Regions from separate parts of the Mus musculus genome. Here regions 1, 2, 3, 5, 6 and 7 are each linked to region 4. Evidence: chromatin loops called from intact Hi-C (ENCODE). Cell type or tissue: heart. All regions are shown on one strand. Region 1 overlaps C330002G04Rik (a long non-coding RNA gene). Region 2 overlaps C330002G04Rik (a long non-coding RNA gene). Region 3 overlaps C330002G04Rik (a long non-coding RNA gene). Region 4 holds the start of 2410080I02Rik (a long non-coding RNA gene). Region 5 overlaps Trpm3 (transient receptor potential cation channel, subfamily M, member 3). Region 6 overlaps C330002G04Rik (a long non-coding RNA gene). Region 7 overlaps C330002G04Rik (a long non-coding RNA gene).

Evidence for each region. Peaks named below come from ENCODE experiments on the same cell type or tissue, not always from the same donor. Only the 100,000 strongest peaks of a DNase experiment are listed, where the experiment ranks them.
Region 1: a loop joins it to region 4, with 2.9 times the contacts of the local background. A loop is called at or near these places in 7 of 42 quality-filtered maps.
Region 2: it touches region 4 in a loop (7-fold over the local background); 13 of 42 quality-filtered maps call a loop at or near these places.
Region 3: a loop joins it to region 4, with 5 times the contacts of the local background. A loop is called at or near these places in 14 of 42 quality-filtered maps.
Region 5: a loop joins it to region 4, with 5 times the contacts of the local background. A loop is called at or near these places in 12 of 42 quality-filtered maps.
Region 6: it touches region 4 in a loop (4-fold over the local background); 7 of 42 quality-filtered maps call a loop at or near these places.
Region 7: a loop joins it to region 4, with 5 times the contacts of the local background. A loop is called at or near these places in 14 of 42 quality-filtered maps.

What each region holds. Positions count from the first base shown.
Region 1 is chr19:23,022,471-23,026,470 of GRCm38, reverse strand. All of the region lies in intron 5 of C330002G04Rik (a long non-coding RNA gene), which reads left to right. Among named protein-coding and RNA genes, the nearest start is that of C330002G04Rik, 51 kb to the left of the region's middle. In heart, a CTCF peak has its summit at 1,568 (motif pointing right); no DNase peak of the experiment used is centred here; H3K27ac peaks cover 270 bases.
Region 2 is chr19:23,004,237-23,008,236 of GRCm38, reverse strand. All of the region lies in intron 5 of C330002G04Rik (a long non-coding RNA gene), which reads left to right. Among named protein-coding and RNA genes, the nearest start is that of C330002G04Rik, 70 kb to the left of the region's middle. In heart, a CTCF peak has its summit at 1,525 (motif pointing left); a DNase peak (open chromatin) is centred at 1,546.
Region 3 is chr19:23,063,840-23,067,839 of GRCm38, reverse strand. It overlaps C330002G04Rik (a long non-coding RNA gene), which reads left to right. Exons shown (of 8, transcript XR_001782629.2): 2 at 3,397-3,483. Among named protein-coding and RNA genes, the nearest start is that of C330002G04Rik, 10 kb to the left of the region's middle. In heart, a CTCF peak has its summit at 2,007; a DNase peak (open chromatin) is centred at 2,069.
Region 4 is chr19:23,132,321-23,136,320 of GRCm38, reverse strand. It overlaps 2410080I02Rik (a long non-coding RNA gene), which reads right to left and starts at 1,823. Exons shown (of 2, transcript XR_386610.3): 1 at 1,367-1,823; 2 at 1-962. In heart, CTCF peaks have their summits at 224, 1,136 and 2,147; DNase peaks (open chromatin) are centred at 360, 530, 1,330, 2,070 and 2 weaker places; H3K4me3 peaks cover 2,351 bases; H3K27ac peaks cover 1,771 bases; H3K27me3 peaks cover 1,896 bases.
Region 5 is chr19:22,938,740-22,942,739 of GRCm38, reverse strand. The region is part of intron 22 of Trpm3 (transient receptor potential cation channel, subfamily M, member 3); the gene reads right to left. Among named protein-coding and RNA genes, the nearest start is that of Gm52388, 14 kb to the right of the region's middle. In heart, a CTCF peak has its summit at 2,079; DNase peaks (open chromatin) are centred at 2,079 and 3,629.
Region 6 is chr19:23,033,335-23,037,334 of GRCm38, reverse strand. All of the region lies in intron 5 of C330002G04Rik (a long non-coding RNA gene), which reads left to right. Among named protein-coding and RNA genes, the nearest start is that of C330002G04Rik, 41 kb to the left of the region's middle. In heart, a CTCF peak has its summit at 1,708; DNase peaks (open chromatin) are centred at 294, 1,384 and 2,194.
Region 7 is chr19:23,055,005-23,059,004 of GRCm38, reverse strand. The region is part of intron 4 of C330002G04Rik (a long non-coding RNA gene); the gene reads left to right. Among named protein-coding and RNA genes, the nearest start is that of C330002G04Rik, 19 kb to the left of the region's middle. In heart, no CTCF peak of the experiment used is centred here; DNase peaks (open chromatin) are centred at 324, 1,194, 1,534, 1,984 and 1 weaker place; H3K4me3 peaks cover 1,482 bases; H3K27ac peaks cover 1,970 bases.

The DNA.
Region 1 (4,000 bases), 110 kb after region 4:
CACAACCGTGCTGCTTATCCCCCACCCTACAATTTCAGAATATTCAGCTCCAAATTCTCTATTCCCTCTGTTCTATCACATGCACAAATTTCACCATTTTTTTTTAATTGTTCACCCTCCTCATTCTGACACAGGGTCTCATTAAACATTTCATGTCAGAAATGATAATGATCCTGCCTTAGCCTTGAAGTACTATAATTACAGGTAAGTAGTTTTTGTTTGTTTGCTTTGTTGTTGTTGTTGTTGCTGTTCGTTGTTTTGAGGGTTTCTGTGTAGCCCTGGCTGTCCTGGAATTTGCTCTGTAGAGACCAGGCTGGCCTTGATCTCATGATCTACCTGCCTCTGCCTACTGAGTGATGGGATTAAAGGCGTGGGCCACAACTTCCTGGAGACAAGATTTTGACATGGGCTAAGGTGTAGTAGGTACATGAGGTATACACAGCTGTTAGAGAAAGGAAGAAACTGTCCTCATATGCCTGATTTATTGTACGTACTTTATTTTTTCTTTTATTTGTACGTGGTATGCACTAATGTGTATGTATGTTCACATGTGTGTGTATGGCATGTTCACAAGAGGCCCAAGGTCAATGCCAGATATCTTCCCTGCTCTGTTTTTTGAGGCAGGTCCATCTTTCTTCTAACGTGAACCCAGAGCTGGCTGATTCGGTTAGTCTGGCTGGCCAGCTTGTTCTGGACATGCCTGCCTGTGCCTTCCACTCACAGTGATTACAGGTGGGCTGTCACAACCATGTACATGATGGATGGGGCTTGTGACTGTTCTCAGGCTTTAGTGACAAACACTTCCCCCCGCTGAGTCACTTCCCCGCTCCATGAATGTATTTTACAGCACTGTATGTTACCCCAGACTCTTGGTGAACAGAGGGGATGTATAAATGCATACAAGTAAGAAATGGAACTTCTCCAGAGGGTACATTTTTCTTTGTTCTTGCTTTTGAAACAGGGTTTCTTTGTGTAGTTCTGGTTCTTCTGGAAATTGCTTTATACACTAGGCTGACCTAGAACTGAGAAATTTGCCTGCTTCTGCCTCCCCAGTGCTGGGATTGCACCATAGAGATCAGATGGTAATTCTTAAACCAAGCCAAGCCAAGCCAAGCCAAGCCAAGCCAAGCCAAGCCAAGCCAAGCCAAGCCAAGCCAAACCAAACCAGAAACAAAACAAAACAAAACAAAACAAAACAAAACAAAACAAAACAAAACCCCAAACAAACAAACAAAAAAACCCCACTGCCACAACAATCCCATCTGGCCATATTTCCTTATATGTTGGAAAATTCATGAATGGATTAGCTAGAAATGAATCTGTTTAGGTGGAGCATAGGAGCTGTTCATGTAGATAATTTATTACTTTTTAACTAATTAAATAAAACCAATATTTACGTAGTGTCTTTGTGGTTTCCAAAGTCCTTGTCTAAGCAATCTCTCCTGCAGTTCAGACACTGGCCCTCTTGGCACGCAGACACAGACTTGACCAATTGCTATTTGTATTGGACTGTAGATGCGTAAACCCCAACCCCAATATTCTGGGTGATTTAGTTTAATTTTCTAGAGTGGTGAATGGAAGAGTTTAGGAAGAGGTCTGAATGTGACCAGAAGGAGGTGCACACGAGTAAGGGGCCTCCTTACTGTGGCCACTGCTCCTTCTCCGTCTTTGCTGCCCAGTACACATCAGGTCCAGGTGTAGGCAGAAATTGCTTACTCTCTCTCTCTCTCTCTCTTTCTCTCTCTCTCTCTCTCCCTCCATCTCTATCTCCATCCTCCTTCTGTATCATCTCTATCTCCATCATCCCTATCTCTATCATGTCCATTTCCATGTCTACATTTTATCTCTTTTGATAGCACTGGGAACTGAACCCAGGACCTTGCATGTGCCTGGCAAGTGTCTTACTACTGTGCCATACCCCATACCACCAGCCTCTCCTTTCCGATGGAATCCAGAGTCAGAGCCCTCAGTACAGTGTCTAGACATACAGCCTTTAATGGTGTGATACAGGACAGTTGAAGACTACATGTTTCTCTTTAGGATTTTACCAAGTTATAAAATTCTCCAGTTGTCTGACTGAGTTCAGAAACCAAAGATCCCTGAACACGGTGGAGCTTGTCTGTAGCATTTGTCTGGCAGTTTTAAAAGCAGATAGGTCAAACGGGGATAATCTTCATTCTCAAGATTCATTTGACTTTGGATGATACTAATTTTAAATCAGCCATTACAAATGGGTGCTAAAAATAGACTATACGAAACACCTATTGCAGGCATTACAGCTTGACACAAATCTGATTCCTTTATAGCACTCCTCGGTTGATGTTTGGAGTCCTGCCCCCACCTAATACCTTTGGTAGCTTCGAGTGTTGCTTTAGGTTCAAGGTTTTAAAATCATTTAAAATCCCCAGAGATAGAGCAATAGGTCCATATGGCTACTGGGGGAAGAGAATTACTGCTTTGTTTTTAGCTCTAGAGAATGGCTCGAGTAGCATCCAGCTAAGTGTCTTTGTGCTCACTTAAAATCTCCGAGTTTTGGGTTAAAAAAAAAATCATTCCTTTCTCTGAAGGTTTGCCTTTTCTCTGCCTTGCAGTACAAATTAAGAGCAATTAAAATCAATGTCCTGTTCTCTGAATGGTACTGTTTATCATAGTCTACTTTCTTTGATGTCTGGTTATAGATAAAACAAGCTGGTCTACTGTCATTGTCAATACATGAGTTGGAGAGACCACCCAGCTCGGGGCTTTTCCTCTAAGGGCTGTTATTTAAGGCTGGGGTCCTATTTTTTTGATCTTTTCTTTAATAAAGAATAACTAATTCTGTGTGTATGTGTGGGTGTGTGTGATGTGCGAGTGTGCGTGCGTTGATGGCATGTCTGTGCACGTGCAGAGCCCAGGGGAGGATGTTGGCTCTCCCTCCATCTTATGCCCCTGAGACACTATCTCACTGAAGCAGAAGCTCACCCTGCTGCTGGGTTGGCTCACAGTAGACTTCTAGGATCTGCCTGTCAGACAACATTGGTGTCCCAGGTTCATGCAGTCATGGCCAGCTTTTAGTCATGTGTTGGTGATTCAAACTGTGGTCCTCAAGTTTGTCCCGCTAGTGCTCTCCTCCTGAGTCATCTCCCAGCTTCTTGACTTTAATTTCTTATGAATTAGCTACAAACTGGTCAAAGGATAAAGGATAAAGGACTATTTGGCTGTTGATTCAACAGTCATGTCTTGAATTGCTCTCGCTTTCAAGAATAAGGGATCCTGAGTCTTGCATGATGCAGCCACAAATGGGACTAAATTATGCTAAGCAAAAAATAAATTCTCGTACTGAGAATTTCCCAGGAGTTTTGATATTTTTGACTCTTGCTCACTAAATATGGAAAAGATTGAGACACTGAGAAGCAGAGGAGCTGTTCTGCCTTTTTTAGACCTTTGAATAAGCCGTTTCATCCTATTCAGTGCTATATTAGCAATATACTAAAAATCTCTCCCTGTCGAAAAGTCCCAGTTTTCTGAGCGGTGAGTTTCTGGAAATGTTCGTTTAGCTTCCATTTTTATATAAGTAACAAAGCTCTTGAATTATAATTAATATTTTCTAGTGGTCTCAGTGTTATTCATATATGGAAGTGATAGAAATTGGTATTTCACTGAGTTCTTTTTTTTAAAGGTCTCATTATGTAGCTAGATTGGCCTGGAACTTTTGATCCTCCTGCTTCAGCATCCCAAGCGTTGAGAGTACAGGCCTGTGCCACCATGCCTGGCAGAAATCTTACTGGAGTCCTCTCCTTAGTCCTCATTTAATGCAGGTTCTTGGTGTTCAAAATCAGCATGGCTGTTGGTGCCTTCCTGTGTGACTAGGAAGGCTGCATCTTGACAAGCATTGGTAGATGGGATCAGGGACTTCAGCGGGTGGCAGTTACTCTATAGATATGCCGGAAGAAGAGAAGAAGAGGTGATCCGAACTCTCTGGCTCAGCAGCACTTGAGAGAAATGCCGTCTTCAGTGGCAG
Region 2 (4,000 bases), 130 kb after region 4:
GTCAGTTCTGAGGATTCGAACTCTGGTCTTTAGATCTTTATACTTGTGGGGCAAATGCTTTACTTACTGACTTATCACAATACTTTTGAGCCTTCAACTTTCCATTAAGCTGGAGTAGATAGAAGCTGCCTGGTTGGACTTCGTGGGAGATTAGGCATGATGTATGTAAAGTATCTTCCAATTACAGATATCCAGTGAATTCTAGCTCCCTTGAGGGCAGCGGTGTCAGGTAATACATTATGCATGGCTTACTTGGATCTAGTTTACCTCTTGAATTGCTTCTAAGTAATGCTATACATACCACAGTATGTATGCTTCGGAGACAGTTAACTTATTATTACCCATACAGGCATAAGATTCACAAATAACTTTATGAAGAAAGGCCTCAGCTATAAAAATAAAGAAAACACCTGAACAAATGTATATCATGGAAACACGAGATCCTTGCAGGTACCAGAGGAGAGGGGATGTATAAGAGGGTCCAACAGAGACCAATTTGAATCTGTATTTTTCTCTATATAGAGGACTGGTGGTAATTTTGAGTCCTGGAAGGTGAAAGTTCTTGGAAGGGACCGGTGTAGTTGTCACCTACAGAGACATATTGGAAGGGCATATTGCTTTAAAGTTGTGAACCTGGCTTCTTTTGGAGAAGTGCATGAGCTGCTTAAGGAGGTCACCTCTACTTTACATTTCAGTAGTAATTTCCAGTTTCTACTTTGGATTTTGGTATTTGTATTGGGAGTAGATTTTTTTTTTAAAGAGGAGAATACAAAAGCTCTGTTTAGGGAAAGTTAAGAATGCATATTCATAAAAGAATGCAACATTTGAAAAGAGAAGCCATGGAGAAGAGAGATTCTGGCAATTGCTATAGCTGGCAGAGGACTGCTGTTTGAGGATGTGAAAATACCCCCTACAAACCTAGCCATGAGAGAAACAGGCAGTTGAAATGCAGGAGGAATTCAAATGACCAAAAACAATAGACAATATGGTAATTAGCAATCAGAAAAAATAAACTGTAAAACACAATGAAACATCATTATGCATTTTCTCCAAAGGCGAACACTAAATAGACTGATAATAACTGACAACACAGAGCAGGGCAATGTTCCAGACCCAGTAGGAGGGAGGACGGTTGGTAAACTATTTATGCAATCCACTAAGGTTGATGCTATACTTACAGACTCGTCAGAGACTCACATGGGAAGTGTAGATTCAACAGAATAGTCATTACTATTTTTAATAGCTCTGATCTGGAAACAGTCCAGACGCCCAAGTGAATAGCATTCTAATTCCATATTGCCCTGGGCCTTCACGGAGACGATCATACTGTAGTTACTTTGAGCATCATTGATGTTATTCATATAGGAAGTATTAGCAGAAAAGCTCGATACTATTCTACTTACCTAAAAAAAAGGGTGTGTGTGTGTGTGTATGTGTATGTGTGTGTTAACTTCCGGTTTAAAAAAGATGAGCATTTAAGCAGCAAAAGAAGGGAGGCCATTATCACAAACACTGCCATCTGCTGGAGCCGTGCTATGCTGTCAGGACAGCTGATTATGGTGTCAAGACCTACCTTGGCTGGTAGTCTAAGATCAGCAGTAGGTGGAGTGTTCACACGATAGAAACTAACAAAGTCTACAAATTTCAGGGCTTCAGACTCCCAAGACAGAGGCATTAAGAACACCCGAGCATACCACTGAAAGGCATAATGCTGTCTCCTTCTCCTTAGTGGACAGAGGAAGATAATTATTAGGATCTGCTCTATTTTGGGTCTTTTTAGATGCTGGAAACCGTTGAGCTTATTAGCAGAAGCTTTAGGCATATAGATATTCTGGTATGAGTTACATATATTGCAGTTTTCTGGTTCTTCAAAGAACTAAAGCACATGCAGTGAGACAAGAAAACAAAAACAGGAGAGGGAGGCCCATCAGGTCTGTGCCTGTTCGCTCTGTAGCGCGGGATTTTGCAGAGAATGAATGGAATCAGTTCTACCAGGGGATTTGTGAGGCAGAACATGCTGGATTGATTGTGAGGTGGCATTCCTGGGGTGAGCTGTGTGGGGAGAGGTGTTTGTGTGAATTGGGGAAGATAGGGGCAGGGCATGCATACACGGGTCTAGCCCTGAGGGAGGGGATTGGTCCTTGGTTGGATACAGGGATCTGGTCAAAAGTGAGAGGATCCCAAGATGGGCTAGACTCTTCAAGCTATGCCGGAGTAGTTTTCAAGGGTGATTAAGTGTGACAGCCGGAAGCAATGGCAACGACAAGCAGATCTGACCTACTTCTTGTCTCACATAGATGTGAGGGTAAGACTGACCCAAGGAGCTTTAGAATGGCCGAGAGGGTCAGATGCATCTCCATACTGAAACCGTCTTCCCGAACTTTGTTGAAAGAAAATTGTTATGTGATCCCAAATATCATCTCTGACTTTTCATTTTAATTATAAAAGCAAAACACATATTTTATCTGTAGAAACCTGGTGGTATCCACATTACTCATGTGGTCAAGGGCAGCATCACTTCCAATGGAAACTGTAACTTGGTGACCTCCTAGTGTGTGATGCCAAAGTATGGAAGATATTTGTAAAGTATTCTTACTGAATAAGCCTACTTTCCATTCTCTCTCCACCATCCATCCATCCATCCATCCATCCATCCATCCTTCCTTCCTTCCTTCCTTCCTTCCTTCCCTTCCTTCCTTCCTTCCTTCCTTCCTTCCTTCCTTCCTTCCTGCCTCCTTCTCTTCGTCCATCCCTCCCTTCCTCCCTTCCTCCCTTCCTCCCTTCCTCTCTTCCTTTCTTCCTCCCTCCCTTCCTCCCTTCCTTCCTTTTTTCCCCCACTGTGGCCCTAGGCTTTGAACACAAGGTTTTGTGTATGCTACACATGCATTCTACCACTGAGTGATAGCCCTATCTTTATCAAACATGTTTAACCCAAGTGTGTCTAACCACCAGATTATAGGACATATAGAAACTAGAAAATAAGACCAAGATATTGGGTAATAACCATGTGAGTTCAGAATGTGAGACAGTCAACAAGATCGTTGACCTGCAATTTTTTGAAAACTCAATTTCATGAGAATTAAGAGTGTCCTGTGGGAGCAGCTGTTGTCTAAAAGGCTAAAGAGCTGTGGCAATCAAATGTACTGGCTTAGAAAATAAAAATAGTCACAAAAATGAATTCAGAAACAACTATGAAATTTCACTTGGACTATATGTTAGATGACATTGGGATGGCTATTGCTTCCTTATGCATGATAACAGTACAGCATCATAGAGGAGAGGTATCATTCTTGGGTGAAAGATACTAAAGTCTACAGAAGTGAAGAGCTTTGATTAACATGGCTTTAGAAAGAAATTTAGATAGAGATGGTGGAAGCAAACAGCAAAATGTTGATAATTGTAAATATGGAAGGTTTATAAATGTTCACTTTCTTCTTCTTCTTCTTCTTTTTTTTTTTTGAGACAGGGTTTCTCTGTGTAGCCCTGGCTGTCCTGGAAGTCACTCTGTAGACCAGGCTGGCCTTGAACTCAGAAATCCCCCTGCCTCTGCTTCCTGAGTGCTGGGATTAAAGGTGTGTGCCACCATTGCCCAACTAGATGTTCACTTTCATATTCTTTCTGTGTTTATGTGTGCTCAGCAACTTCATAATTAGAAATAGAGGGGCTGGAGAAATGGCTCAGAGGTTAAGAGCACTGGATGCTCTTCCAGACAACCTGGGTTTGATTCCTAATATCCACATGGCAGTTCACAAACCATCTTCTGTAACTCCAGTTCCAGGCAATCTAACATACTTTTTTTTGCAGTCCATAGGCACCATGTGTAAACGTGGTACATAGATGTGCATGCAGGCAAAATATCCATATGCATGCAAATAAATAAAAGAAATAGAGGGAACAAATGACTAAGACATGACAGTTCTGCATGTGGATCAGCAGCTTGTGATTTGAAAAACAGCACGTGAATCCAGTTCACTGAGAGCACCCATTGTGAAAGAGAGCA
Region 3 (4,000 bases), 68 kb after region 4:
TAGAAAATGTTTGTACGTTGTCAGGATTCATTATTTAAATACAAGTTGGTGATTTGTTTGATATAGATGACAGGAGTATTAAATTCACCAGATGGCTTCTTTCTTTTTTCAGATAGATTTTTTTCCAGTTGTTGTTTTGTTTTGTTTTGTTTTGTTTTGTTTTGTTTTGTTTTTTAAACAGGGTTTTTCTGTGTAACCCTGGTTATCCTCTGTAGATCAGCTTGGCCTCTAACTCACGGAGATCCACCTGCCTTCCTCCTCCTGAGTACTGGGATTAAAGATGAGCACCACCACTGCCCAGCTACTATTATTGTTGTTACTGTTATTGGGATGGTGGTATTAAAAATCTAATCAAGGGTCTTAAATATGCCAGGCAGGGTTTTGTCACTGAGCTATACCCTAGTCCCCAAATCATTTCTTTCTCTTTCTTTCTTTCTTTCTTTCTTTCTTTCTTTCTTTCTTTCTTTCTTTCTTTCTTTCTTTCTTTCTTTCTTTCTTTCCTTCTTCCTTCCTTCCTTCCTTCCTTCTTTCTTTCTTTCTTTTTTTCTTTTTTTTGGTTTTTCAAGACAGGGTTTCTCTGTGTAGCCCTGGCTGTCCTGGAACTCACTTTGTAGACCAGGCTGGCCTCGAACTCAGAAATCCGCCTGCCTCTGCCTCCCGAGTGCTGGGATTAAAGGCATGCGCCACCACGCCCGGCCCCAAATCATTTCTTAATTAAGTATTCTAGTGAAGGAAAGGTATCATTAATCAACTATGCAATGTTAAGTCTAGGTATATTAATAACCAGAACATCAGCAAGGAGGATCATGGGAAGCTGGAGGTAGAGAGTCCTACATGCTCATTTTAGCCAGTTTATTTCCCAATTTGAGGATTGCTAATGTGGCAACATGAAGTTGACTTAAGCTCTCTTTGCTCTCTTCACTCACTACTGAGTAAATGGGCCAAAGGTGAATACCCAGCGGGCCACGGAAGAAAGGAGGACAGGGGTTATTCATGTCTTGGAAGCCACTGTTTGAACCATAAGGTGTGAATGGTGGTTATTATTCAGAAGTGCCTATCCTTCCATCTCTTGTGCTTTAAGGTTCTAGATCAGCCATTTCCATCCTGTGGATGGATCATGACCCCTTTTGTGTGTGTGTGTGTGTGGGGGGGGTGAGTCACCCTTTCACAGGGGTTGGATATCAGATATTCTGCACATCAGACATTATGATTCATAACAGTAGCACAATTACAGCTGTGAAGTAGTAACAAAAATAATTTTATGGTTGAGGGTCATCACAACACGAGGACCTGTATTAAAGGGTCACAGCATTGGGAAGGTCAAGAACCACTGTTCTAGATGGTATTTTATTACATTGTTCTTGATAATGCAGGTAACTAAGGTGCCAGTGCCTTCAAGAATGTACATGGATAAACCCAGGTATGGAGAAAGCCAAAGCAGAAGGCTTGCAAGTTCAAGGTTGGCTAGGGCAACTTAGTAAGAGTTCTATCTCAACATAAAGAAAAAATGAGAAGAGTTGGGGAACAGTTCTCTTGTAGAAAATGTATCTAACACATACAATTGAGGCCTCAGATTCAATCTGAGGGAAAACAAAAATCAAAAAACAACAAAAATGAGAAAGACAGAGAATGTTCATATGGAATTTTGCAAATATTTTCCAAGGAGGCAGTTGCAGGGATACTGATAGTCCAGGTGACCAGGACTAGCCCTCATTGCTAGGAATTCCATGGTGCTTTGTTTAACCCGTGGTGTTAGAAATGAATTCAGTGGTGTGCTATTTGGCCCAGGGGATTAGGAGGGCCAGGGTGGCTCCCTTGCCGATACCTTATTATCTGCCTTGGAGGAGAATTCCGTTGTACTGCTCTTAAACCCTTAGGTTTTCCAGACAGTTTCACAGCCTCTTGGAGACCAGCTCTCAGGATTTGACTGGAAACACTTTCCCTGTGCCTTCTGTGCTAGATACTGACTTTTTGGTATTTCCTGCTGGATCGCTCCTTGGGTGGAGTTCCCTTTGGAAGCGCCAGGGTTTTCCTGTTTGTGCAGTTGATTTTCAAAACCTTAAATAAACTCTGTTGTTATGTGTCCAGAACAGTTAGCAACCCCATAGTTCTTTTTTAAGCACCTACTAGGAGCCTGCCACTGTTCTCCGAGCTGGATGGGGTAGTGACCTCCATAGCTTCTGCTCTCAAAGGGCCCTCAGTCTGGTCCAGGACTGAGACTAGTAAACAGACATTTGACTTCCACGTGGTTAGTGGACAAAGTACAGAGTAGGCGATGGGAGGAAGGGTGAATCCAACCTCAGAAGTGTCAGGGCTGGAGGACCAGTTGTGAGAACACGAGACAACTCGATTGCATGCTAAATACAAGAATGTGATTTTTGTAGCAACTTTTTTCAATTACCTGCAAGTAGAGAATGCTGGTTAATTTTCAAAACCCCCTTTCCCCCACAAGCCATTTAGCAAGGCTTATGTGTCCAGAACAGTTAACAACCCCATAGTTCTTTATTAAGCACCTACTAGGAGCTTGCCACTGTTCTAGGATTTGCTTAGCATCTGTACCCCTTCCATCATCATTGCAAGTGAGTGCAAAGTAATACACTATACAGTAAGCCATAACGGCAGCAGCACAGAACGTCACAGCCTGTTTGAAGGAAGGCCTAGATCTGGTTGAGAGGCAAGCAGAAATGGAACCAGGTAAGAAGAGGGAGGTGCTTCCTGGATCCCAACAAGTCAGGGCCTTCATTATTCCACTTCAAATGCATTTGGACATGTCGAACAGACAATAGTTTTTTTACAGATAACAAAACAACATCTCAGTGCCAACTTTGAATGAATGGCTTGTGTTTGATTTCATCTTTTTCTGGACTCTCAAGACTAACTTCTTGCCAGAATAAAATCTAATCTAGAAGAATAGGCCTTTTTTTTTTTTTTTTTTTAAAAGGAGTTTGTATGTTTATCTAGTTGGGGTTTATTATAATTATTCTTGGACTGTGTGTGTGTGGTATCTGTATGTGTGCATGCACACGTGTATGTAGGTGCATATGTATGTGTTTGCTCTTGGGTGTGGAGACCAGAGGCTAATATCACCTTAGGCATACTTCAGTGGCCAGCTGCTTTGTTGACTAGGACATGGAACTCATCAATGAGGCCAGACTGGCGGACCATTGAGCTCTAGGGAGCGTAGTAGCTTTGTCTCCCCAGAGCTCTGATCACTAGTGTGCTCCACCATATCTGACTTCCTATATGGATGCTGGGGATTGAATTCCGGTCTTCAGGTTTCCATGGCATGCATTTTATGGACTGGGTTACTCCCTTAACCCCTTGGATTTATTTTTGATTTCTGATCAGGTAACAAAGGGCAATGTTGCTCATTTTCAAAAATCACTTTATTGCCAGGTGTGGTGGTGTCCGCCTGTGATTCTGAACTTGGGAGAATATGATAAAGAGAGTTACTACAGGTTTGAGGCCAGCAACGGTAACAGAGTATGTAACCCTCTCTCCCCAAATCACTTTATTAAGTTGTAATTTATATAATCCACTATACATATCAGAAGCCTACAGGTCTATGAATTTCAACAATTGTATAGTGCAACTGCCTCTATAATAGAGGCTTAAGTGCTGTCATCTCACCACTGTTTTCTTATGCCTCCTTCACAGCTGCCTTAGGCCTAGCTGCAAACACTTTACAGATCTGTTTTCTGCCTCTACAGATTAATTTCCCCTGATCTAGAAGTTCTACAATATGGACTTACCTCATGTGCCTGGTTCTTCTTCTTCTTCTTCTTCTTCTTCTTCTTCTTCTTCTTCTTCTTCTTCTTCTTCTTCTTCTTCTTCTTCTTCTTCTTCTTCTTCTTCTTCTTCTTCTTCTTCTTCTTTCTCTCTCTTCCTCTTCCTCCCTCTTCCTCCCTCTTCCTCTTCCTCTTCTTCTTCTTCTTTCTCCCTCAGACTAATGTATTTGATATCATTCTTATTCTAGTTTGCTTTTCTGTTGCTATGATAA
Region 4 (4,000 bases):
CGCGAAAACTTCCACGACGCCCTACTTTACTCTTGCTCCACTAAGCAGCCTACCGCAAAACCCCAGGCCTCTCCATTGCGGAGCGGAAAGGCCATCCGTTCATGCATATGCAGGAGGATAAGTTTAGCCGGCAGCCCCCTGAGCTCAGAGCAGCCCCGCGTGGCGCTCGGGGCGGGTGCTCGGCTCCGGCCGCAGAGTGGCGGGCGGTTCAGCCACTTGCGCGCCGAGCGTCTGGGCCTGGCATCGCCCTTTTAAAAAGTCTTCCGCAGGCGGCCGCCGCCGCAGCAGCCGGAGGAGGCAGGTTCATTTGAGGACAGTCCCAGTTCTCAGAAATCCCTTCCCTGCTGGAACATCAAGCTCTCTTTGCTGCAGTTGAACAAACTGCCCTAGATTGGGGGACGAGGAATCCGCCCCAAACTCGTGCAAGGAGCTCCGGGCGCCCGCGCCCACGTGAGCTAACCTTGACATTAGCCCCCCCACACCTGAGGTGGAGGTGGAGCCACGAGGGAGGGTTGCTGGCCCCTGGGGCGCTAGCCACTGGGCTCGCACGCTCCACGTGAGCGCGCCTCCCTGTTTCGTAACTCTAGCGATGTTTCTTTCTTTCTTTTTTTTTTAATCCCTGAGGTACCATGGGTGTGAGGTGTGCTGAGAAGGCAGGCCACTTTCCACCCCCACATCCTCGAAGATCAGGAAAACCTGCCCTGCGGTCCCTCTGGGAAGACTGCAGAGTAGGGTGTCGCGATGACATCAGCTTCTAAACATAGTCCATACCGCACCCCAACTCTGGGCCCTGCGTGCAAGGCGCGGGGGTGGGGGAGGAAAAGAGAGGTGGGGTGGCTGGTGTTGCTGTCCCTGGGCGGGGCGGGCTGGCCGGCCAGGCTGTGCGAGTGGAGATGACTTTGCAGGAATCGTGCTTTCCACGACTGCAGCCACATCTTTCCTACGATGACCCAGCCACCCGGCTTAAAAAGAAAAAAAAAATTAATGTCGTTCCTTGCCCTCCCCTACCCCACAAAAGCTATGCACACACTCAAGCAGTATTTCGACCCGGTGTCCCTTTCATTTATAAGCCTATGCATCCCCAGCCAGAGCACCAGGGTTCGGCCGGGTGCTGGCGCCCCCCGAGTATGGTTCTGCCTCGAGGCTAAGGCTGCGCTGGGGTCGGCGCGGCCCTCTGGGTGAGTCAGAAGGGCTGTGTTTCCTGTGGTTGTTGTGGAACAGTTTGTCCTTTTTACCCCCCTCCCACCCGTCTCCACCCCCTTGGTAAATATAGCGCTCACGTTTCATCATCTCTTTGTCCAACGAGCGCCAGACACCCCGGCCCGCGGCCCACGCCGCCTCCCTCCTCCTCCAGGCTCTCGGTTACCTCGCATAACCCCGCGCACTGGCGGCAGCAGCAGCCGCCCCTCAGCCCCGGCGCCGTTCCCCGGTGCTTCCCACTGCAGGACACTCCCGCCCTCTGTCATCCCCTCCCCCTGCTTCCAAGTCCCCTTAAGCCCCTAGTCCCACCCATTCTCCCCGATGTCCCCCTAGATGTTTGGAGATAGTCACTCCCAGCTTTTCCCAGTTCCCGGAGACACCCCACGCTCTGGCCCGTTGCTGGGTCCTCCACCCCCTCTCGTCGCAAGTCCCAAGTCTGATGCCATGTGCCCCTCCCGAGCGAGCGCAGGTGACAGGCGGCTGAGACAGTTCTGATTCAGCGACAGTTGCTTGTACTTAGGGGTGGGTGCCTGGCGAGCAATCTCCTTCCCACCTCCTGCCACCCCTACCCCAGTAGGGACGTGGGCTGCAGGGTCGGGAAGACGAGGTGAGTGGATGACAGGCAAAAAAAAAAAAAAAAAAAAAAAGTGTATGCTTGTTCTTCACTCTCCCTCCCACTCCCTGTTTCATTTCCACACATACAGCCACCCACCGGGACCGGAGGCGGCTGGTGTTCTCTGAACACCGGGAACTGGCTCTCTCCGTGGTCTCCTGTTTACTTCCCTCTTCTTCCCTCTCCCTCCCTTCGCCCATCACCCGGGACTGCCTCCCTTCTGCCTACAGCAGCTGGGAAACCTGCCGCAAAACACTGCAGTCATGGGACTTTTCCTGCGCCCATGTGCCTCCTCCAGTTTGCCCTGTTCTACCCTGCCCTGCCCTGCCCTGCCCTGTGACCGCTTGGGGCGCGTCTTCGTCCTGGAAGGGAAGGCTCTTAAAGCTCCTAATCCAGCAGTGCGTCAGCTCTCTCCTTCTCTTGTCTCCTCTACCCTTCCCCCCACCCCAAACCTTCCTGCAAAGGCTGGGCCTGGCAGCCTTTTTGGCTGGAATACTAGGCCACCCCCATGAGCGGCCACCTGTCTGGGGAGAGGTGGCGAGACAGCTGACAGGTCCTAAGAACTCTGTACCCAGGAGGCAAGACAGCTAGTTTCTTTGCCATCCCAGACTGTCCTGTTTGTGCCCTGTTTGTGCCAGCTGCCCCAAATTTTCCTAGTGCTCCCCCACCCCCCGAAATCTATTCCCAGGGACACACCTCGAGAGAGGCAAACCCTTCTCTTTTTAAGCTTGCCTCCCTGCAGGGAAGAATTCAGCTTTTCCTTACAGTTAAGCTGAATGAACAAAGGGCCCCAAGGAAGACAAGAGGTTCCAGCTCTGTTTGCCGCCTGTCTGAGGTTCACCCCATTTTAAAAACCACCTCTTCACCACCCTCTGCTCACTGCCATGGTTACCACCGCCCTGTCCTTGAGCGGCACTGGTCGTTCAAAGGCAGAAACAACAAGGGCATTTTAAGTGTCCTTTTAAATATCCAAAACACTGTTGGCATTTAGGAAACAGAGAAAGGGAAATAAAAGGTCTGGTTGTTTCTCGTTTCCTTCCCAGCCCAGGACCCTGAATAAATCCTTTACCCTGGGTGGCCTCTTAGCCCCCCAAGGAGAGGACGAAGTTTATGAGGCCTCTGGAGTGGAATTTAGCACCTGTTAGCATTAGTGTTGTTCGCTGTGAGTTGCCTCTTCCTTTCCCTCCCTCTGCAGCTTTAGACCTTGCCCCCAGGCTAAGCTAGCTCCACCCGGCGCCTTGTGAAAGTCTTCTGACTTTCGCTCACCTTCATGCTCTGAAAGTCCCACACACTTAACAGCCTTCCCTCCCAGCTGTTAACACTGTTAGTGGGGTTAGCATTCAGGTAGGCAAATTGCCCATCTGAGATTCTCAACCCTGAAACACTCCATTGTTATTTGGGTACCCTAGACCTTTGCAACACCAGAAACTACCTCCATTTCTGAACTCTTAGCCTTGCACCGTACTTCCCAGCCGTACTGGCTGGTTTTGTGTGTCAACTTGACACAGGCTGGAGTTATCACAGAGAAAGGAACCTCCCTTGAGGAAATGCCTCCATGAGATCCAGCTGTAAGGCATTTTCTCCATTAGTGATCAGAGGGGGAGGGGCCTAGCCCCTTGTGGGTGGTGCCATTCCTGGACTGGTAGTCTTGGGTTCTATAAGAGAGCAAGCTAAGAAAGCAGGGGGAAGCAAGCCAGTAAGTAACATTCCTCTATGGCCTCTGCATAGGCCCCTGCTTCTTGACCTACTTGAGTTCCAGTCCTGACTTCCTTTGGTGATGAACAGCAATGTGGAAGTGTAAGCTGAATAAACCCTTTCCTCCCCAACTGGCTTCTTGGTCATGATGTTTTGTGAAGGAATAGAAACCCTGACTAAGACACCAACTAACACTTCTTTCAGAACAATTCTTCAACTTGGTTGTGGCCTCCAATCTCCTTTTTCAATGCTCAATCTTGTTCTTACGTCCCTCCTACCTAGCTGTGACATCATAGTCTCTATGCATGCACCCCTCACCTGGTTCCTGGAACTTCCTGGCAAGACGCAGTTTCTCTCCAACCTGCCATGCTGGACTAAAATATCGAGGCCAACTGTTACCACTCTAAATTTATGGTCTCTAGTGGGCTCACAACACTGTCCCTTTGCATATCCCCAGGGACTTTCCTTTCCCACACTCTGAAATAACTAGAT
Region 5 (4,000 bases), 190 kb after region 4:
CCTTACACCAGTCAGAATGGCTTAGATCAAAGCCTCAGGTGAGAGCCGAGGATGTGGAGAAAGAGGAACACTCCTCCATTGTTGGTGGGATTGCAAGCTGGTAAAATCACTCTGGAAATAAATCTGTCGGATCCTCAGAAAATTGAACATAGTACTACCTGAGCACTCAGCTATACCATATACCCAGCATATACCCAGAAGATGCTCCAAATTGTAATAAGGATACATGCTCCACTATGTTCATAACAGCCTTATTTACAATAGCCAGAAGCTGGAAAGAACCCAGAAGTCCCTCAACAGAGGAATGGGCACAGAAAATGTGGTACATTTATACAATGGAGTACTACTCGGCTATTAAAAATAATGGCTTTATGAAATTCCTAAGAAAGTGGCTGAAACTAGAAAATATCTTCCTGAGTGAAGTCACCCAATCGTAAAAAAAAAAAAAAAAAAAAAAAACCCAAAACAAACAAACAAACAAACAAACAAACCCAACATACTTGGTATGCACTCACTAATAAGTGGATGTTAGCCCAAAAGCTCAGAGTACCCAAGATACAATTCACAGACCACAAGAAGCTCAAGAAGAAGGAAGACCACAGTGTGGATGCTTTGGTCCTTCTTAGAAGGGGGAACAAAATACTCACAAGAGGAAATACAGAGACAAAGTGTGGAGCAGAGACTGAAGGAAAGGCCATCCAGAGACTGCCCCACCCGGGGATCCATTCCATATACAGTCACCAAACCCAGACACTATTGCAGATGCCATGAAGTGCTTGCTGACAGGAGCCTGGTATAGCTGTCTCCTGAGGGGCTCTTTCAGAGCCTGACAAATACAGAAGCAGATGCTTGCAGCCAACCATTGGACTGAGCACGGGGTCCCCAGTGGAGGACTTAGAGAAAGGACTGAAGGAGCTGGAGGGGATTGCAATCTCAGGAAGAACAACAATATCAACTAACCAGATCCTCCAGAGCTCCCAGGGACTAAAACACCAACTAAAGTGTACATATGGAACAACCCATGGCTCCAGCCGCATATGTAACAGAGGATGGCCTTGTTGGTCATCACTGAGACGAGAGGCCCTTGGACCTGTAAAGGCTCGATGCCGCAGAGTAGGAGAATGCGAGGGTGAGGAGACAGGAGTGGGTGGGTGGAGGATCACCCTCATAGAAGCAGGGGAAGGGGGACGGTATAGGAGGTTTCTGTAGAGGAAATTGGGAAAGGGGATAACATTTTAAATGTAAATAAAAAAAATCCCATAAAAGAAAAGAAAAGAAAACAAAAAAAAAATTTAAGATCGAATATCTCCTTTCTGGTAAGGGTAAGTGGTGACATTGTCCTTGGTTGAGGATCAATGTAATGGGTTTGTACTTTGGGGGGGGGGGGTTATTGTCATCGTCGTCGTCGTCATCATCGTCATCGTCATCATCGTCATCATCATCTATTTGGCAGTGTTGGGGACCAAACTTACAACCTTGAACATAAGAGAGAGTTATTGTATCATTCCAGATCCTGGCAGATTTTCCTTCGGCCACAAGAAAGCCTCTTTGGATGCATTCCAGCTTCTTGTGGTTGTCCCAAGACCTTTTTGACCTTCAGGCTTCTTGTGTGATACGTGTCTGGTGCATTTGTAGGCTGGAAAAGGATGTACTAAGAATGAAAAAGCAAAATGTGAAGAGGGAGGCAGAGGGGAAAGAGGGCAGGAAGAGAGGGATGGAGAGGAACAGAGAAGGAGGAAGATGCATGCACACATTGGTTCTTCTTCCTTCCCTTACTTTGTAGACTTCTGTAGGATCAAAGGAGAGGAAGTGGGGAGAAGAACACAGATTGAACTGGCAATGCTGGTCTGGGGGGCGGAGAACTGGGGGCCTAGGGCTTTGGAGCTTCAAGTAATCCCGATACTTAAAACAGGCATTAGCAAAATAGTGTAGGCAGCATTAGGATGGTGTTTGGAGAAAGCAGGATGTCTGCCAAGGTGCTTGGCAGAACCACCATGTAGGCACAGTCCTTTTACCACACCGTGCCTGGGCCCTGCTCCCTGCCCTGCAGTCACACAGTTGCCTCATGCTGCCCTCTGGCTGCTCAAAGCCTACTTCACCCAGGCGGAGCCATCTGCTGCAGCATTTCCTGTCCTGCTTCCAGCTCCCCCTTTCTGGATGCTGATTTCAGCTATTTGGAGAGTTAAGACCAAACAGGCAAATGCGTTACACTAAGGGGAGATGAGTCTGCAGGTTTAACCTGGTCAGGGGATCCTGGCTCTTCGAAGGGAAGTTTGCTGTTCCTTGGTTACGGGAGATTTGGAACAAAGAATATTTTTTTTTCTGCCTTCTCTGGTTTCTCTGAAGCGAGCATGGGAGTGGTGTATTTTCTAGCCGGTGGTCTCTCTGTCCCCCTCTGCCCTCTCTCACAGTTGAGTTTCTTAAGTTAGAGATCTCACTTAGAAAGGGGCTCCAGACAAGATGAACTGTGAAAGAAACCAACTTTCTTAGCTTGGCATGTAATGTGTTTGCTAACAATCTGTCTTTCTAACCTCTTCCCTATTCATTCTTCCAAGAATTAGTAGACGAGATGGATACAGATGCTGGTCCCAGCTCCTCCCTTAAAAACCTCAGACAGTGCAGCCAGAGGCCACATAAAAGGCCAGAAGAAAACAAGGGCAAACCAGGGCAGGCTCAGGTGGCCTGAGAGCGCCTCGCCTCCTATGTGGAACTAACCTGGGGATTAGCTCCTGGCTGGCACAGGAAGGAGATCTCCTGTCTTTGTTCTTTCCAGCCCCATCTGTGAACACCCGACATGCTTTGTCATCTGTCTTTGACTTCGGACATGATCATCCTTTCATTAGAATGGTTTATCTGTCTGAAAAACTCCTAATTCCATTCACAATTCAGTTTAACTCTTTATCACCAAGGCAAATGCCTCCGACCTCCCTTGCTTTCTCTGCCTCTCTGCTTTGTTGTGGCTCCCCGAGCTACTGCTAAATTAAACTGTACTCTTCTTTCTTGTGAGTGAATTCCTTATAAGTCACCTCTATAGAAAATAAATCCCACCAATTTGTAATGTTCTGTTGATGTGCCAATCCTCCCATTAACTGTTCTTCAAAGGCAATGAAGTAACCCCCCCCCCCCCCAACCCCCAGCTTCTGGCAAAGAGCCTGACACACGGAAATGTTCAGTATCAGTGAATAGACCCATTCAAACTAGGGTAGCAGGATGTTCCCTGTGTTCTCTCCTGTAGTTGATGGTAAGATTTACTGTCCACACAGGAGGACACACAGAGCAAATATGTCCAGTGTTACTACAGCCCAGATCAAGAAATAGTTATCCATCAGAATTGAGGATGTCACTAAGGCAAAGACTGAAAATCCCATATTTGACCTGAAACTGCTGGTGCCTTCTATACAGAACTCATCTTGAACCATGGGCCATATAGCAGAGACCAAATATTTGGCTAAAAGCCAAGCAAGTTTCAGTTAAACATCCCTTGACAGATGCGGCCTAAAATCTAGCTGCAGGAAGCTATTTGCTCCGGGGAACAACTGTCTTCCAAAATCCCTGGCACGTCCCTTCTTCCTTCCTTCCACACAGCCTTCAGGACAAACAACTAATGTACGTGCTTTGCAGGAATGTTCTGCTAATTGTTAACCTGTGTGCAGACGAGCCCGTTTGTTGGCTGCTGTTAATACAGATCGGTTAAAATAATCAAAATGGGTGTCCTTGGCTCTGCTTTCGGTGGAGGATCAACCATCTGCCTTACTGTGTTTGGTCAGAGCACCGTGCGTTTGGAAAGGGCTGTGGTTACAGGATGTACAGCAATGACCTCTGGAGTGGCCCAGCTCAGAGCAGGGGGACTCTGCGGGGCCGTTCTTGTCTGCTGCTCGGCTCACACAGCCTTCTCCTCCTTTCTCTGTGAGCTCACAAGGAAAGACCCCCTCCCTTTTTTATTCATTTCTTTATAGACATGCAAACCACCAACCTCTGTGTATATATTAAAATGATGGCT
Region 6 (4,000 bases), 99 kb after region 4:
TTTCTCAGCATCACCCACGGAGCAGTTACTCTCCCTGGCAACCATTATTCTGTGTTCTCTTTCTCTGGATCCGCCCGTTCTCAGTAGAATCATACAGTGTGTGGTGTTTTGTCTTGGAGCCTAGCTCCTGTGTGAGTCGTCGTCCTTCTGCCCCACAGGCAGCCCATGGTGTCACACTTAAGAGGTATAGTGCAGACCTCCCCAGAGCCTTTTTCTCCACCTGCTGTGGCTTCTGACTTCCTGTCTTCCTGCCCAGGAGCTCAGCACCCCACTGCCTGAGCAGCAGCAGACTTCCTGCTTTTCCCCTTCCAGATCCTGAGTCCCCCTCTGGGCTCTCTCTGGGAGTCCTTTCATGACTGGTGTGCTTTGCTTGTGAAAGCAGAGGTCACCTGTGGGTGTGGAAGATGGAGAAGCGAGGGTGTGGCTTCAGACCAGAGTCAGAGGGAAATACTGCAGTGCCCTGGGGTAATAATGTCTCTAGCCATGAATGCAAGTTCTTACGTAGTTTAGGTGGTAGACACCTAAACAAAACCACAGTTAACAATGAGAGGGAGGGTAGTGTGCAACTGCTCCCTCACTTGGCCTGTTTTCATTGTAATAGAAGTTCTTTTTTAAAGGATTTTTTGTTTGTTTGTTTTTATGTTTGTTTTTGTTTTTTAGATTTATTTTTTTGGCTGGGTGTGGTGCCTCATACCTAATCCCTGCAGTCAGCACTTGGGAGGCAGAGGCAGGCAGATCTCTGTGAGTTCGAGGCCAGCCTAGCCTACAGAGTGAGTTCCAGGACAGCCAGGGCTACACAGAGAAACCCTGTCTTGAAAAAAAAAAAACACAAATAACAAAAAAATTATTATTATTTTATGTGTATGAGTGTTTTGCTTGTGGTGTTTGTACCACATGCATGCCTGGTATGTCCTCTGGGACTGGAGTTAGATGGGTTTGTGGGCCAACACATGGTCCAGGTCCTCTGTAAGAATGTCAGGTGTTCTTAACCATGAAAACAACTCTTTGAAGGCCCTTTCAAGTCTTTTAGAACTGCTGTTTACAGCTGTGGCCCTGAGGGCCAATCTCGTCCCAGCAGGACGGGGCCCTGTTGGACATTTTCTTACTTAAGCGTTATCATTTAGTAACCACTAAAGCCCTGCGCAATGGTTTTCAGTGATTCTTTTCTGTGAGTGGGATAAATTGCTGGCATTCAAGGCCCTCTCCGAACTAATTCCAGTTGAGCTCTCTTGTGTTCTTTCTCTTCCTACCCCTAGCACAGAATCTTTCCTTTAGGCTGAACTGTAAGTCTGCAAAGGGCCCTGCTTCTCTCAGCCACTCCCACTTGGAAGGTGTGTCAGTTCTGCCTGGGTTTTCCCACACTTTCTCCCAGCCTTCTGTATTCCTGCCCTCACCTCACTGCCCTCTGGTCTGGTATTCGTTCTTGGGCCCCTCATGCTGTGGCCCCCTGTAGCCGGTGACCCTCTCCTGCCATGTTCTGTGCCAGGAGCTTAGAGCTATCCTGAAAGCCCACCTTCTATTCCCCAGCCCTGAGGTACTTAGCAAAAGGAACCAGCAGGGCCAGGCACAGGGAGCTCAGTCAGGACTGAGGAATGTACCCCTTTTCCTGATTGGTAAGTAGGGTGTTAGGAATGTGCAAAAGAAGACTGGAAAGGCTCAGCCATCTCCTGGGATGCACTCTGGGCTCTTGCTGAGATTGCAAGACCTGGATGAGATGGTTATGGATTGTCCACTAGGGGTTATTTCATGATGCCCTAAGTCCATGTTGTTGATTCCACGTTTGTGTGGAGGAATGAGTAAAGAGAGTGAGTGGGTCAGGAGGAAGGGCAAGGCATGCTGGGAAAGGAAGATGAGATAGAAATAGGAACAAAAGGATGAGTCAACTCGGGAGGGGAGAGGAAGGGGGATAGATTTAGGAATCTCAAACCTTGGCTGAAAAGAAGGGTCTTGGTTGTTTTTAACCTATGGGGTGAACCCTGTGGAAGAGCCCCACTGATTCGGTGCCAACCCCCACCGGGTTCCACAGCACACCGGTCCTTCTGAGTGTGCCTGGACAGGTCAGAGTCATCTTCCATGGTCATCTCATTGAGATGGGAGGGACTGTGTTGGCCTCGCTTTGGCTTTAACTTGCTGATTGGGCCCTGGAATTGTCCCAAGCCCTGGAGGGAGGCCCAGAGGGATAGAGCCACTGCAACATCTGCAGTGTCCGCTGACCTTTCTCACAGTGACCCAGAGCCACCCTTGTTCCAGAAATCCTCCTGGGCCATGTGGGAAGAGGGCCTGTCCCCTGTTAAGGACTCTATTGGCAGGCTTCTGTTTGGGGAATCTTCTGACTTGGATCCTCTAGAAATGAAGACAGAGGCTACAGGCTCAGGCAGCAAGGTCCTGTGCTTCTCCATGGTCTGTGATCTGCATGTCCTGGCCCGGTGTTTTCATGCTATGTCTATTCATTGCTGCTGAGGGGCACCTCATCTGGACTTTGCCAGAAGGAGGCTGGGCTCCAACACTTCCCTCCAGTTTACCCACAGCTATTGTACCGATTTTGCTAATGGCCCTATCCTATTTATTTAAAAGCTATCAACAGAGTAGGAGCTGGGGAGTTCTGGGCTCAGTAGTAGACAGATTGCATAGCATTTGTAAGTCTCTGGGTTCTCTCCCCAGCACTGTAAAAACCAAAGGAGACAAGCCACCTGCGGCTCCTATTGCCTACGGAATAGTTAGTGCAAACCCAGCCTCTGCAGAAGTACAAAACCACAAATTCTCCCTCACTTCTCTGAGTGAAGGCGCTGGGAAGAAGGGAAGGGCAGTACGGGGGCGGGGGTGGGGGAGAAGAGGGACGACACTTTTTTGCTGTTTGCTGTACAATGTAGATTTTGGCTCTTGGGTGAACCTGCCTCTGAGTGTCTTATATAGATGGGCTTTCTCTTTTCATCAGGTTCATTGTATAGGACTATCCTCTGACCACATTGCCACATCTTTATCGGCTGAGCTGTGCGGGCTTGCCAAACATCACCACAGCCGGGCTTCTTGACAGCTGACCTTCCCTCATTTGTATCCACCCACACCTTCCAAAACGTTAAATGCAAATCTGCCCCAATAGCAGCTGACCTCTGGGAGGACCAGGGTAGGGGACACCATCTAAACAGGAGGCATTCATGCTAGGTGCAGACCTTCTAGTGTGGTGCTCCACACCTTCTAGTGTGGTGCTCCACACCCACCTGTGCTCCTCCCAGTAACCAGCCACCCATTGCTCTGTAAGTAAGCCTAATAAATTCACTGGATTGCCCAGGGTGATGTTTTGGGGAACCACACCTCTATTTGTTGCTAGAACCTTCAGAGGAAGGCTTGATGCTGCCTACCTCTCCTCCAGCAAACACTTCTAGTAACAGGCCTTCTAGTAATATCTACTTGAGTGATACAAAACATCGCGGTCAGTGAAGTCCACTGCGGTGACAGGTGAACTGACTGTAGTGACACAAGCCCATTTGGGGGACTTAACCAAGGTTTCCCCCATTTCTCTTCTAGACATAGCTGTTATTTGCTTCCATGGTAGGAACATTGTTTTGTTCTTTTCTTTTCTTTTCTTTTCTTTTCTTTTCTTTTCTTTTCTTTTCTTTTCTTTTCTTTTCTTTCCCTCTCTTCCTTCTTCCCTGCATGCCCCTCCCCTTCTCTCTCTCCCTTCCCTTTTTCTTTTTGGGGATAGGACTATTGTGTGATCCAGGATAACCTTCAGTCTTTCCAGTGCTGGACCGACAGGACTGTGTCACCCTGCCTGCCTGGCTGTTGCTTTTATTATATGGTGAATAAATGACTCAGCAAGAGTCTGAACAGACTTTTGAAACTGTTGGCAGAGGTGGTAATTTGAGGGAGTGTGTGTGTGTGTGTGTGTGTGTGTGTGTGAGAGAGAGAGAGAGAGAGAGAGAGAGAGAGAGAGAGAGAGAGAGAGAGAGAGGGGAGAGAGAGAGAGAGAGAGAGAGAGAGAGAGAGAGAGAGAGAGAGA
Region 7 (4,000 bases), 77 kb after region 4:
CTTCCTCTTCCTCCTCTTCCCCCTCCTCTTCCTCCTCCTCCATAGCCTTTGCAAGTGTTGGGATTACAGGTGTGGTTCACCATACCCAGAGAGGCTTGTGAATCTTTATTAGTCTTCTGTTCTAGTGAGAACTGGTTTACAGATGGACACACAGCCATGACTGCCGTCCCCCAGAGGCCATCTTCCTCCTACCTCCCCGGGTAGCAGTGCATGGTAATATGTCCAGGCCCTGGAGGTTCTTTGTATCGTAATTTCTCCAGTGTTGGCAGGAGCTCCGGGTCTGAAGTGAGAAAAGGGTGTTTACATTCTGCAAGTACAATCTCAAGAATGCTTTGTTTCAGGGTTGCTCCAGCTAAGCCCCAGCTCCCTGGCAGGCCAAGCACCTCCTTTGTCTCTGGAATAGGCTGCCACTGCCTTAGAAATCAGTCTTGGAAGATGGATGAGAGACTAGACTGAGCATAACAAGAAGGCCCACTTTGAGAAGGCATTTGATTCTTGCCCCAGGTACTGCTGCCTGGATCAGACACCCTTGCTCCAGAAAGAGGGGGACACTTCACCAGGACAAGGCTCAGCAGCTCAGCACAGACGTGGAGGCAGGCGAGGCTGCTCAACAACCACTTGCTAAGTCAAAACACTGAAAATATGTGGGTGAGAAAACAGTTCAGAGGACACAGTAGTGATGTTCTTAATCAACATCTAAGAAAGAGCTCTCACTGACCCGCACTTACACTCATAACAACCATGGTTACTATTTACTTAATTAGGCACATTCTGTTTCCTTGGACCCCATAAGAGGCAAATTCAGCAAACAGGTGGCTTTTCCCCAGTTAAATAACTGAGCACTCTCCGGCAACAGCACCAAGTCTGAGGCGCTTGCCCGATGTCCCAAGGACAGTAAGTAAATCAGGAGGCAAGACCATCCTGCACAGAAAGCCCTTTGTTCTTCTCCCTGCCCTTCAACCCGCTGTTCTCTTTTTCCTGCAACGGGGCAGGACTGGGTTTCCTTGAAAGGAGGCATCGAGAGGCCCAGCCTACAACCAACCCCCTGCGGGGAGATTTGGGCATTTTGTGTCACCCCCTATCTTTTACAACAGGCATGGGAAGATTCCTGGTAGGCAACCATGTGGTCTGCCTGCAGAGCTTTGGAAAACACCTACATGAATTCAGGTCCTTACCAGCAGCTCAGACTGCTTACCTCTCTTCCTAACTCCCCCTCCCCCACCTATGGTCACACAGCTCTCCTCTTCCTTTCTGTTCCCCTCGGTCCTCTAGTTTGGAAGACAGGCTTCCGTTTTGCTAAAAAATTTTGTTTCAGGTACTCTTTTATGAACAGGCCCATGCACAAAATAAGCATCGGATAAATATGTGTCGAATTGTTCGCTAAATTCTAGACAAAAGATGAAAAGGCTTCGTATCTGGTAGGTGGAAAAGTTTGGGGGCGGGTGCAGAGTGGAGCCCCGGCAATGGTCTTGACTGTTCGTTCCCTTTGGTCTTCTGTCCTCTTTCCCTGCCCCCGCCTCCTCTTAGCGCAGGCGCGGCCTCCGTAGCATATTTAGTATTACCGCTGTCATCTGAGGCACGGAAACATCCAAACAGATTGAAAAGCTCCAATCGATGCCAAAGTAGAAGTGTGCACACAGGGGCTAGTTTCCTTGGAAGTGCTTCAGTTGTAATTAAACTCTAAAGACAAATATGCTAACAACTCCCTTGACCTTCCAGTGAGAAACAGCAGAACTGAACTTCCAGGACCAGAAAGGCATCTCTGGGGTGGGGGTGGGGGTGGGGGTGGGGGGAGGGTGCGGGGGCACACACGTGTGCCCACTTTTGCGGTCACTGTCCGCAGATGGCTTCTGGGCCCACACGTTCAAACGCTGGGCTGGGCTGGGGGGTGGCGGTGGTGCCTGCTGCTGCCGGGCTGCGCTGCGGCTGAGATCATTCTGTTGATCTCGTTTTACACAACGCAGCCCGGCACAGGCTGAGTACAGAATGTTCCCTTCTGTGAACCGAGCTTGAACCCTTCCAGCCCACTTTGTTTGAGGAACCACACAGACACAGAGGGAAAAGACAGGGCAGATAACCCCCAAATCGTTGAAATCACGGTGTTCTTTGGGATTTGGGCTTAGGCCATTTGCTTTTCACTGCCTAACGTGAAACCCCCCCCCCCCCCCAAACCTTGCTTTCCCGGAAGAGTGAAATGCCTGTAATGTCCTTCCTCCTAGACAGAACTTGGCACCAACTTTGGAAATTATAAAGTCTGTCACTGTCTCTCTTTAATTTATTTTTCTCCTCTTAGGCATTCAAAGAACAGCAGTGAAAGTTAGTTTCCTATAAAGGAAAGATGAGGTCCCTGGTGCTTGGGGCTTCTCCATGGGTTGTTATAAATTGTGTTCTTGGACTTGTTGCTATGGGTTGGAGATGTATGTGATGGGGAAGGCTTTGGGCCAGTGGCTTCTATACAAATGAGCAATGAGAAGAGGCCTGAGTGTGGAAGGTGGCTCACTGTTCCTCTACTGAACAATAGTCACCTTGTTTCAGGGCTAAGTGTGCAGTTTGAGGTCACAAATGGCTTGCGGGCTGTAGGCTGATCTCGGGGTGAAACTTCAGTAGATTAGATGGTGCTATTCAGTGTAGTAGTTTTCCACTTGATCTTAGCCAAAAGGCTGAGAAGCGATTGTAGTGGTTTTTCTACTCACTAAGAATAATGGTAATAGTAATGACAATACATTTGAAGAGAGGAGATTCTACTGTTACCTAAGCTGCTTAATGGTCCATACTTCCCCTCTCATCTGACCAGGAAGCTGAGATCGTAGGTGCCCAGTGACATTCTAGGCTCCTGCTGCTGATAATAATAACAATAAGGACAGCAATTCTTAGCATTGTTATGGTTTATTGAGACAGGGTCTTACTATGTAGCTCAGGCTAGCCCTTTGGTCTGAGATTCTCCTGCCTTGGCCTCCTGAATGTGAGGATTTCAGGCATGCACCACTACATCTGGCCACAATAGCGGTTTTTGCTAGGAGTAGGTTCCTTCCTCTGCACTTGCATTTACAAAAAATAGGCAAATCACACAGCTTTGTGTGAGACATGGGTTTGGATTTTCCTTTTCTTTTGAGAGTTTGTGTTATACTGGGTGGATTGTATTCTAGGCTCATTGGTGAAAGGGTTATAGGTGTGTCATATATACTGGCTGTCTATGAGGATCTTGCTGCTATTCCAATGACACAAATTCTTCCTTTGAATTCACAGTTGTGTCACCTCCTGATTTGGGGCTTCTAAAGTTTGTTTTTTGCTCATGGTTGTCAAGGACATTTAATTTTAATTTTCTATCTATCTATCTATCTATCTATCTATCTATCTATCTATCTATCTATCTAGTTTGTAGCTTTGACTGTCCTGGAATGGAATGTGTAGACTAGGCTGGTCTTGAACTCACAGAAACCAACTTCCTATGCTTCCCAAGTGCTAGGAATAAAGGTATATGCTATCACAACTGGTCTATTTATTTGTTTACGTATTAACACAAGATTTCACCACATATGTAGCCCAAGCTTGCCTCTGACTTGAGACACCCCCCCCCCCCCCCGGCTTTGAGAGCTGAGACAACAGGTGCTTGCTTACTGTCACACAGGTGCTTACTGTCACACTTCATTGTTAAGAAGGTTTCTACATGAATACCTTTGCTTCTGAGATGGTTTCAGTTCCAAGAGATTCTCTGATTTTTTTTTAAGTCATGTGTCACAATGCTATCAGAATATTGGCTAAAGAGTTTATTTATTTTACAATCTTCTCTTGAAATCTGGCTGTGTCTAAATGAGGGACAAGAGTTGAAGAATTGTGAGATGAACAAGGCCTGCTTACTTCCTCAAAGATCTTACTATCCAGTAGGAGAAGTCGAAACATACATGATGTGGAATATCATGAACACACACACATCTATACAGCTGAGGATGTTGACAGACCCTCAGAAGTAATAAACTGTTCATAGAGGATGTCAGGGGCT